2 separate regions of the Homo sapiens genome follow, and region 1 is linked to region 2. Evidence: chromatin loops called from intact Hi-C (ENCODE). Cell type or tissue: PC-3. All regions are shown on one strand. Links, peaks and the distances in the headings refer to the core of each region. The heading gives the core; the rest is flanking DNA.

Region 1 (4,405 bases), core at 194-4,193, 58 kb after region 2:
GAGACAGATACTGTCTCGTGAAGGGTCTGTTCAGGTGTGGTTATATTCTTGGTCTTGTTTTCTGCAATAGATAATGAGATAACAGAGAAGGGAAGGAAAAACAATTGTTCTCCTTGGTGGGTTCCTGCTGTCTTTATTTAGATAGCAGGGAAAGGCTCTTCTAGCATCTGTCGATCTCCAAGGGCCTTTAATTCAAAATACTCATTATACCATGGAGCCACATTTTATGATGAAGTTCCTGGGGCTCTTTCACATACAATGGAATATGATTCAACAATAAAAAGAAAATTGAACTATCAAGCCACAAAATGACATGGAGGAACCTTAAATGAATATTGCTTAGTGAGAGAAAACAGCCTGAAAAGCCTACATACTATATAATTCCAATGATATGACATTCTGGAAAAGGCAAAACTGTAGAGATAGTAAAATGATCAGTGGTTGTCAGGGGTTTGGGAAGAAGACAGGAAAGATGAATGGGTGAAGTACTTGACAGTTTCTGACCAGTTAAACTAAATACTAAGTATTTACAGAAAATATTTACACACAATTATTTATCATACAGCTATGATACTACCATGATAGATATGTGACATTATACATTTGTCAAAACACATCAAACAGTGTTAAACCAAAAGTGAACCCTAAACTATGGACTTTAGTTAAAAACAATGTATCATTATTGGTTCATCAATAGTAACAAATACCACATGAATGCAAGATATTAATAATAGAAGAAACTGAGTTGGAGGAGAGAGGGAGTATATGGGAATTATCTCTAATAGCTGCTCAATTTTCTGTAAGCCTAAAATTACTCCAAAAATAGTGTATTAATTATAAAAATATTCTTAAGATGTTTCTCAAGTATTAATGTTCTATGTAAAAATAATTTGTATAGACAAATTACTTTCATTAATTGGTAGACTAAATTGAGGTTACCGAAAACTTTTGACTCTAAAAAAGTAAAACCACCAGGAATTGTGAGCTTTCAGCCAGTGATAAGATCATAGGTCTAGAGATTAGAATAACTTGGACCTTGTAGACAGAATAAACTTTGCTTGGTGAACAATATTTTGGCTGGAAAATCTAGAGAAGAAATGTCTCCATTCATCGGGAGTGTTTTTCTCTGTGTTGCTGCTTATTTAATAAGAGATAAGCATGTTATTTAAAATGTTGCCCCTTGTTTTTTCCCATAAGAAACATCAAAAAAAGACTCAGTGTCTCTGGAACAATTACCATCACCCTAAAATGTAACCACTTCTGAGATAAATGATGAAAATTGCTGGCTTAATATTCACAAAACAGGTTACCATACCCAGCTGAAACTATGAAAATCAGTTAGGTAGAAAAAATGTAATTACCAAAGTCAGATATTAGCAAGCACAGTTCTAATTTGAGTATGACTCCTCTATTCAAATTAAACTTTATAATTACCAACGGTTTAATTCTTTCTTCTAATCTCATCATATATGATGAAACTTCAAAAATTTCATGGAGAGCTGGGTGCCGTGGCTCACACCTGTAATCCCAGCACTTTGGGAGGCCAAGGCAGGCAGATCACTTGAGGCCAGTAGCTCAAGACCAGCCTGACCAATACGGTGAAACCCCGTCTCTACTAAAAATACAAAAATTAGTCAGGCATGGTAGCATACAACTATAGTCCCAACTACTTTGGGAGGCTGAGGCACAAGAATCATTTGAACCCGGGAGGTGGAGGTTGCAGTGAGCCAAGATTGTGCCACTGAACACCAGCCTGGGTTACAGAGTGAGACTCTGTCTCAAAAAAAAAAAAAAAAAAAGAGAAAAGACAAGACAATTCATGGAAAATAGAATTAAAAGATAAAAATATAAAATATAAACTTCTCAACATAAAAGTCAGGACACTTTTGTAAGCAATAATACCACCCATGTAGTCTATCCCTGAAGAACTGAAGGTCCTAGGAATTTAACCATATCAAAGAAGTCGTTTTTACATTATTAACTGAAGAAAAATGGGTGCCTTTACAGATTTTTTTTAAGATTAGGAAACAAAAACAAGTCAGAAGCCAAAGCAGGACTCTTTAATAATTTCCCATTGAAACTCTCACGAGATTGCTCTGTTTGATGAGAAGGAGCAGGAACATTGTCATGGTGGAAGAGGACTCTCTGGTGAAGCTTTCCCTGGGTATTTTTTCTGCTAAAGCTTTGGCTAACTTTCTCAAAACGTTCTTGTAATAAGATGTTATCATCGTTCACTGCTCCTCCAGAAAGTCAACAAGGAAAATGCCTCCAGCATTCCCCAAATCTGTTGTCATGACCTTTGCTCTTGAACAGTCTGCTTTAACTTTGGACCACTTCTTTCTACCTCGTGGTAGCTGTTACTTTGATTGTAGTTTGTCTTCAGGATCATATCTGTAAAACCACGTTTCATCTCCTGTTACAATTATTTGAAAAAATACTTCAGAATCTTGATTCTACTTGCATAAAATTTCCATTGAAAGTTCTGATCTTGTTTGCAGCTGATCTGGGCTCAACTATTACAGCACATGTTGAGTGGAATGTTCACTCAAATTTGATTTTTACTTTTAAATCTTTAATCCATCTCGAGTTGATTTTTGTGGATGGCGAGAGATAGGGGTCTAGTTTCATCTTCTGTTTATGGACTCTAGTTTTCCCAGCACCATTTATTTAAGAGAGGGTCCTTACTCCAATGTATGTTCTTGGTGTCTTTGTTGAAAAATCAGTTGGCTGAAAATATATAGATTAATTTCTGGGTTCTTTATTATGTTCCATTGGTCTGTGACTGTTTTTATGCCAGTACTATGCTGTTTTGGTTACAGTAGCTTTGTAGTATATTTTGAAGTCTAACAGTGTGGTGCCTCCACATTTGTTCTTTCTGCTCAGTATTACTGTGACTATTTGGGGTCTTTTGTGGTTCCATAGGAATTTTAGAATTCTTTTACTGTTTCTATAAGGAATGTCTTTGGTATTTTGATGGGAATTGCATTGAATCTGTAGATTGCTTTGAGTAGTACAGTCGTTTTAACAACATTAATTCTTCTGATCCAGGATCATGGGATATCTTTTCATTTGTTTTTGTCTTCAGTTTCTTTCATCAGTATTTTATAATTTCAATTTTGAGGTTTTCACTTTCTTGGCTAAGTGTATTCCTGAGCATTTTATTTTTATTTTTTGTAGCTCTAGTAAATGGGGTTTCTTTTTCAGCTAGTTGTTTATTAGTGTCTAGAAACACTACTGATTTTTGTGTGTTGATTTTGCATCGTAAAACTTTACTGAATTTGTTGACTAGTTCTAAGAGTTTTGGGGTCGAATCTTCAGGTTTTTCTATATATAAGATCATGTCATCTGCCAAGAGGAACAATTTGACTTCCTCTTTTTCAATTATTTTTTCCTCTTGCCTGGCTGTGTCTAGGACTTCCAGTACTGTGTTGAATAAGAGTGCTGAAAGTGGGCATCCTAGTCATGTTCCAGTTCTTAGAGGAAAGGTTTTGAGCTTTTCCTCATTCTGTGTGATGTTAGCTGTGAGTTTGTCATATATCAGCTTCCTTTGATGCCTAATGTGTTGAGAGCTTTAATCATGAAGGGATGTTGAATTCAATTACTTTTTCTTCTAAGAAAAGTAATTAAATTCAACATCCTTCGTGAATAAATCTGTTTTATGATCATTTATAATGTGCAAACCAATAAATGTGATATATTATTACATCAGTAGAATGAAGGACAAAACTTCATAATCATCTTGTAATGATGTATGTGTCACATTTACTGGTTTGCACATGTTGAACCATTCTTGCATCCCTTGGCTAAATTCCACTTGATCATGGTTTGTTGTCTTTTTGATACGTTGTTGGATGCAGTTTGCTAGTATTTTCTTGAGGATTGTTGCATCTACGTTCATCAGGAATACTGGCATGCAGTTTTCTTTATTTGTTGTAGCCTAGTCTGGTTTTGGTGTCAGGATAATGCTGATCTCATAAAATAAATTAAGAAAAATTCCCTCCTTTTCAATGTTTTTGGAATAGTTGAGAAGAATTGATGTTAGTTATTTATAAGTTTGGTAGAATTCAGCAGTAAAGCCATTTGGTCCTGGGACTTTCCTTGTTAGGAGACTTTTTTTATTACTGTTTCCATCTCATTATTCATTATTGGTCTGTTCAGAATTTCTCTTTCTTCCTGGTTTAATGTTGGTGGTTTGTATGCCCAGGAATTTAGCAATTTTCTCTAGGTTTTTCAGTTTGTTAGTGTATAGTTGTTCATGATAGTCCCTGGTGATCTTTTGTATTTCTGTGGTATTAGTTGTAATGCCTCTTTTGTGTTTCTGATTTTATTTATTGGACATTTACTCTTTTTTTCTTGGCAGTGTAACTAGCAGTTTATCAACTTATCCTTTTTTAAAAAAAAACTT
Region 2 (4,405 bases), core at 300-4,299:
CGAGTATGAGATCTGGCTGGCTGCTTTGGGCGCTGGCAGGAGCAGGCTCCATGCAGGCCCCATGGCGTTGCTCAGCTGGGGGTGCCTGTGACCCCTGAAGCCCCAGAGGGTTTTTCTCTCTTAGCTCTGCTGTCTGTGGACAGCCATGTGTTATCCACTCAGTGGGCCCCTTGCCTCGTTGCGCAGGGCGGCTGCCCTCCACCAGCAAGGGCAAATGGCCAGTGTGACAGCCTTTTTTGGGTATCCACACATGTTGGGTCCCAAGCTCTTGTCTGCCGTCCAAAAAGGATGAAGTTGCATGGACACTTGAAGGATGGTGAAGGTAGAGAATTTTATTTAGTGATGGAAGTGGCTGTCAGTGGAGAGGGGAGCTAGAGAAGGGATGAGACAGGCAGATAACCTTCCCTTAAGTCTGGCCATCTCCAGCCATCTCTCCTCCAAAGTCCAGCAGTCCCTCTGAAGTCAAGTTATCTCTTTCCAGTCAATCCACTTCTTTCTCTCTCTACCGACTGAGTCTTGGGTCTTTATAGGCACAGAATGGGGGATGGGGCAGGGCGTAGGTAATTTTGGAAAAGGCAACATTCAATTAACAAAAAGACATTATTCAGAAATAATCAACTGAGAGAGAGTGGGCAAACAGGGATTGGACTGCGGGTTTCAAGCTTTTTGGCTCAGGGATATGGTTTTGCTGGGGACCTGCCCCTGTCTGCCTAGGATTTCTCTGCCTCCTACATCTATCACCATCATTCTGTCTGAGAAATTAATTGGGTATTTAGATGCACAGTTTAGGGAAACAACTATTTAAGAAAGGAAAAGCTGCTTGAACATTTCTTCTGTGATACTGATTTCTCTCCTTTTGTAGATGAATGGGGGTTTGGGATTGGAGAATGCCAGGGGTGCTCTTTGTGCTTCAGTTTTATTATTGCTTTTTGGCTCAGTCATCTACATCAGTGATTTTTTTTTAATGATGTAAGTTTAGGATCATGTATTCTTAGCTAAAACTAATGAATAAAGGCATTTTCTCAGGCAAAATAAAGCATAGGAAAGGAACTGTAGGTGATTAAAAACAAAATGTAGTCATCATTGGTCAAAGCTAGGATAAAAGAGCCATGGTACTGGAACTGAACTATTTACAGCACTGAACTATTTAGGCAACCTGAGCTTGGTTCTTGTGGAGGCTGCTAGAGCACGAATCCTGCCTCCTCCTCTGGGATTTGTCACTCAACACTTGACTGGAGCCTGAATTGAAAGAAAGCAGGACTTCCCTTTTTAAATGATCATCTCAGTTTTTCTTCCCTTCTTCCAAAGCTTTTAGCTAATTGCTCACTGACATTCTCCCCAATACTTCTGTTATAATTCTACATGATTTCAAAATCCAGGTAGAATAAAATAAATGGCGTGAACTCTCCTGTTAAGTCCTCACCACTCAAAATGGTCACTTCATGTGTTTATGTTGTTGCTTAGTCTCTAAAGGCATTTATATTTGGAGCTCTAGTTCATAAAACCAGGAGAGATTAGGGAATCAGTAATATTCAAGTCTTCCTGAAGTGTAGGATTCAGAACAGGAAGACATTATATGCAGGAACTATAGGGTCACTTGAAATCCATAAATGTAGAGTAAATAAAAGCAAGTATTTTTCCTCTTAGAAAAATGGCAAAATTTATAATCCTAAAATACCATATAAAAACCCTTTGAAGTTGAGTGAACAGAAAACAGTCTTAAATGAAACTAGAATATTTTCAGAGCATGTCTTTACCATTTAAAGGAAGCCAGGGAGAAAAACGGTCTTACATCAAATGTTATTTTATTTTATTGTCAAATTAAGGAAGCTCTGCTAAGTGGACCACAGATGAATGGAACTTGGCACTTATTGCTTCTTTTTGGACAAGAATACTGCATTTTGTGCTGCTTATTAACACTTATTTTCCTCTTCAGACTTAAATCCACTGGGCACTGGTGGCTGAGTGGGTAAGGTGTACTCATCTTGAGTGGGCTCAGTTTCTGTCCCGCTTACAAATAATCCATGAGAAGCAAAGTGCTGCAGCTCATGGATCAGTGGACTGACAGCCAGGGAACCTTCGTTCTGGCCTAACTACTTATGTGGCCTTGAAAAGTCTTGTCACCTCTTTGGGCCTCAGCTTCTTCACTTGCAAAGTGGGAAGGGTTAAGATAAATGTTACAGACATTGGAAGTGGAAAGTAATTTGTCAATGGGCAGAAATCTAAAATATGACCAAGCCAGGACTTTTGCCATACCATGTCAACATTTTATGACTCAATAAATGTTTTAAAAATATTTCATAATGTTGGAAGTTATTTTGGCTCATAGATTGATTTTTTAAAATTACTTTATAGTCTTTACATAACTGAAGGATCAGTTTTTCATCTTTTACAGCTTTATAAATACCTAACTGCTTAACATTTTTAATGTAAAACTTGCAAGGCATTTAAACTTTTAGACAATATATAGACGTCTATTTCTAGACTGTAAACTTAAGTTTAGATACAATGAGAATGAGTCAGAGTTAAGTGTAAATCCCATGTTAGAATACCAAGCTTGTTCCATTTCTATTTGTCACAACTGCTCCAGTGAGCCAATTCAAGTGGGCTCTAGACCTTTACTGCCCTTTGATTTTCTAAATTCTTGCCTACTCAGATTGCCTAATACAGTACTCATGAACTATTATATTCAAACAGAGATGAGGTTTTTGACCTATCCCCTGGATTGTTTTTCACAGTGATGATGGATTTACAAAGATCCATCTATTTCTATTGGCATGCCCTTGTTAACAATGGCACATATTTTTGCAAGTCCTCTCTGTGGAATTAAATCAACCTAATTGATCAGTGTGTCTCAACCCCCTTCATATTAATCCATTAAATATGTTAAAGAATGAGTGAGTGATTAATGCCATTTTAAAGGATCAATCTATGACTTTGACCTACTTGGGACAGCTGAGGTATGGAATAAAGTAGTGAGTCAGGCTTTGGGATGTTGAATATAGTGAGATTTCAGAAAAACAATTGAAGATGCACACAGATTCTCTGATTTTTAATTTTGCTAGGTGCGAATGTTAAAAATCTCACAGCCAGTGTTAAGAATCAACATAATTTGTAATAGAATGAGCTATTTTTATACTCAAAAAGTTGTGAGGACAATCTCAGAATTTAAAAAATTAAATTAACAAATTTAGTTTTTTGAAAAACTTGACTCTGATTTCTTCATTTGGGCTAGTAATAAGCATGTCTTAAACTGGCAGCTGTCCATGGACCAGTATTTTGGTATTTTCCCACCTCAACTATTTTATTATTTTCATTTCATGAAAAAATCCTGGTTATAATACATATAATAAATGTATAATACATATAATACATGAAGTTGATTTATGAACTTCTTCATGAGCCACAATATACAGCTTGAAAATTAATGCTGTATGGTGTATATACATCAGTGGAATTGCTGGTTTGTAAGGAATACAAATGTTCAGTTTTAATAGAAATGATGATAAATTGCTTCTTAAAGTGTTCAACTTAGTAATTTTTTCAATGTCTTTATATACAAATACCATTTTTCATAATTCTTTAACTGTTGATATTTGAGGTCTTAAAAGTTCATGTCAATTTTGACCATAGGTCAAAAATCGTATATTGTTTTAATTTGATTTTCTGAAGTTTTACAAAAATATATATTCTGGATACTAAGTTTTCTTTATATCTAATCTAAACGCTCTTCAATGCTGTGTTTGCCTTTTAATCATGTTTAGACTATCTGTGTTTATCTTAAATTTTAAATTTAGCTAATGTACATATAGAAAAGTACACATGTATGTATACAGCTGGATGAATTTTCAGAAAGTGTAATCACCCAGATCAGAAAAAAGAACATCAGCCCCCAGAGGCTGCCTTATACTCCTCTCTAATCACTACTCACTTACCCCTTCCTCAAAGTTAACCACTATTCTGATTTCAATCACCATAGACTAATTTTGCTTACTTAAAAATGTACATAAGTGAACTCACAGAGTAAGTTAGAGTATATTTTGATGTTCAGCCATTGTACATTTTATATAGTCAAATATATTTATCTTTCTTTTTGCTTTTTTTGGCAACTTGCTTAAGAAAACCTTTCCCACCCTAACTCATGCTTTTAATAGGTTTGCAGTTTTGATTCCCACATTTAGTTTCCTAACCAATCTAATTTTTTTCTTGTATGAGGTAGAAATATAATTTTTTTTTCTTTCTGAAAACCAAATGTACTGCATTGAACAGTGTCCTTCCCCAGGGATTTGTGATATACCGTAAGGCTATCTATTCTGTCTCATTACTTTATTTGTACATTCTTGTGAAGATAACATGGTTTAAATTATTTTTGATGTCTTGCTATGTGGTAGCACAAACTTCTAAT

What was found. Peaks named below come from ENCODE experiments on the same cell type or tissue, not always from the same donor. Only the 100,000 strongest peaks of a DNase experiment are listed, where the experiment ranks them.
Region 1: it touches region 2 in a loop (2.1-fold over the local background); 1 of 110 quality-filtered maps calls a loop at or near these places.

Annotation. Positions count from the first base shown.
Region 1 is chr5:111,900,477-111,904,881 of GRCh38, reverse strand. It overlaps a transcript of NREP not described here. Among named protein-coding and RNA genes, the nearest start is that of NREP-AS1, 9.8 kb to the left of the region's middle. In PC-3, for the core only: no CTCF peak of the experiment used is centred there; no DNase peak of the experiment used is centred there.
Region 2 is chr5:111,958,847-111,963,251 of GRCh38, reverse strand. The region is part of intron 2 of NREP-AS1 (NREP antisense RNA 1); the gene reads right to left. It also overlaps a transcript of NREP not described here. Among named protein-coding and RNA genes, the nearest start is that of NREP-AS1, 49 kb to the right of the region's middle. In PC-3, for the core only: no CTCF peak of the experiment used is centred there; a DNase peak (open chromatin) is centred at 2,601; H3K27ac peaks cover 554 bases.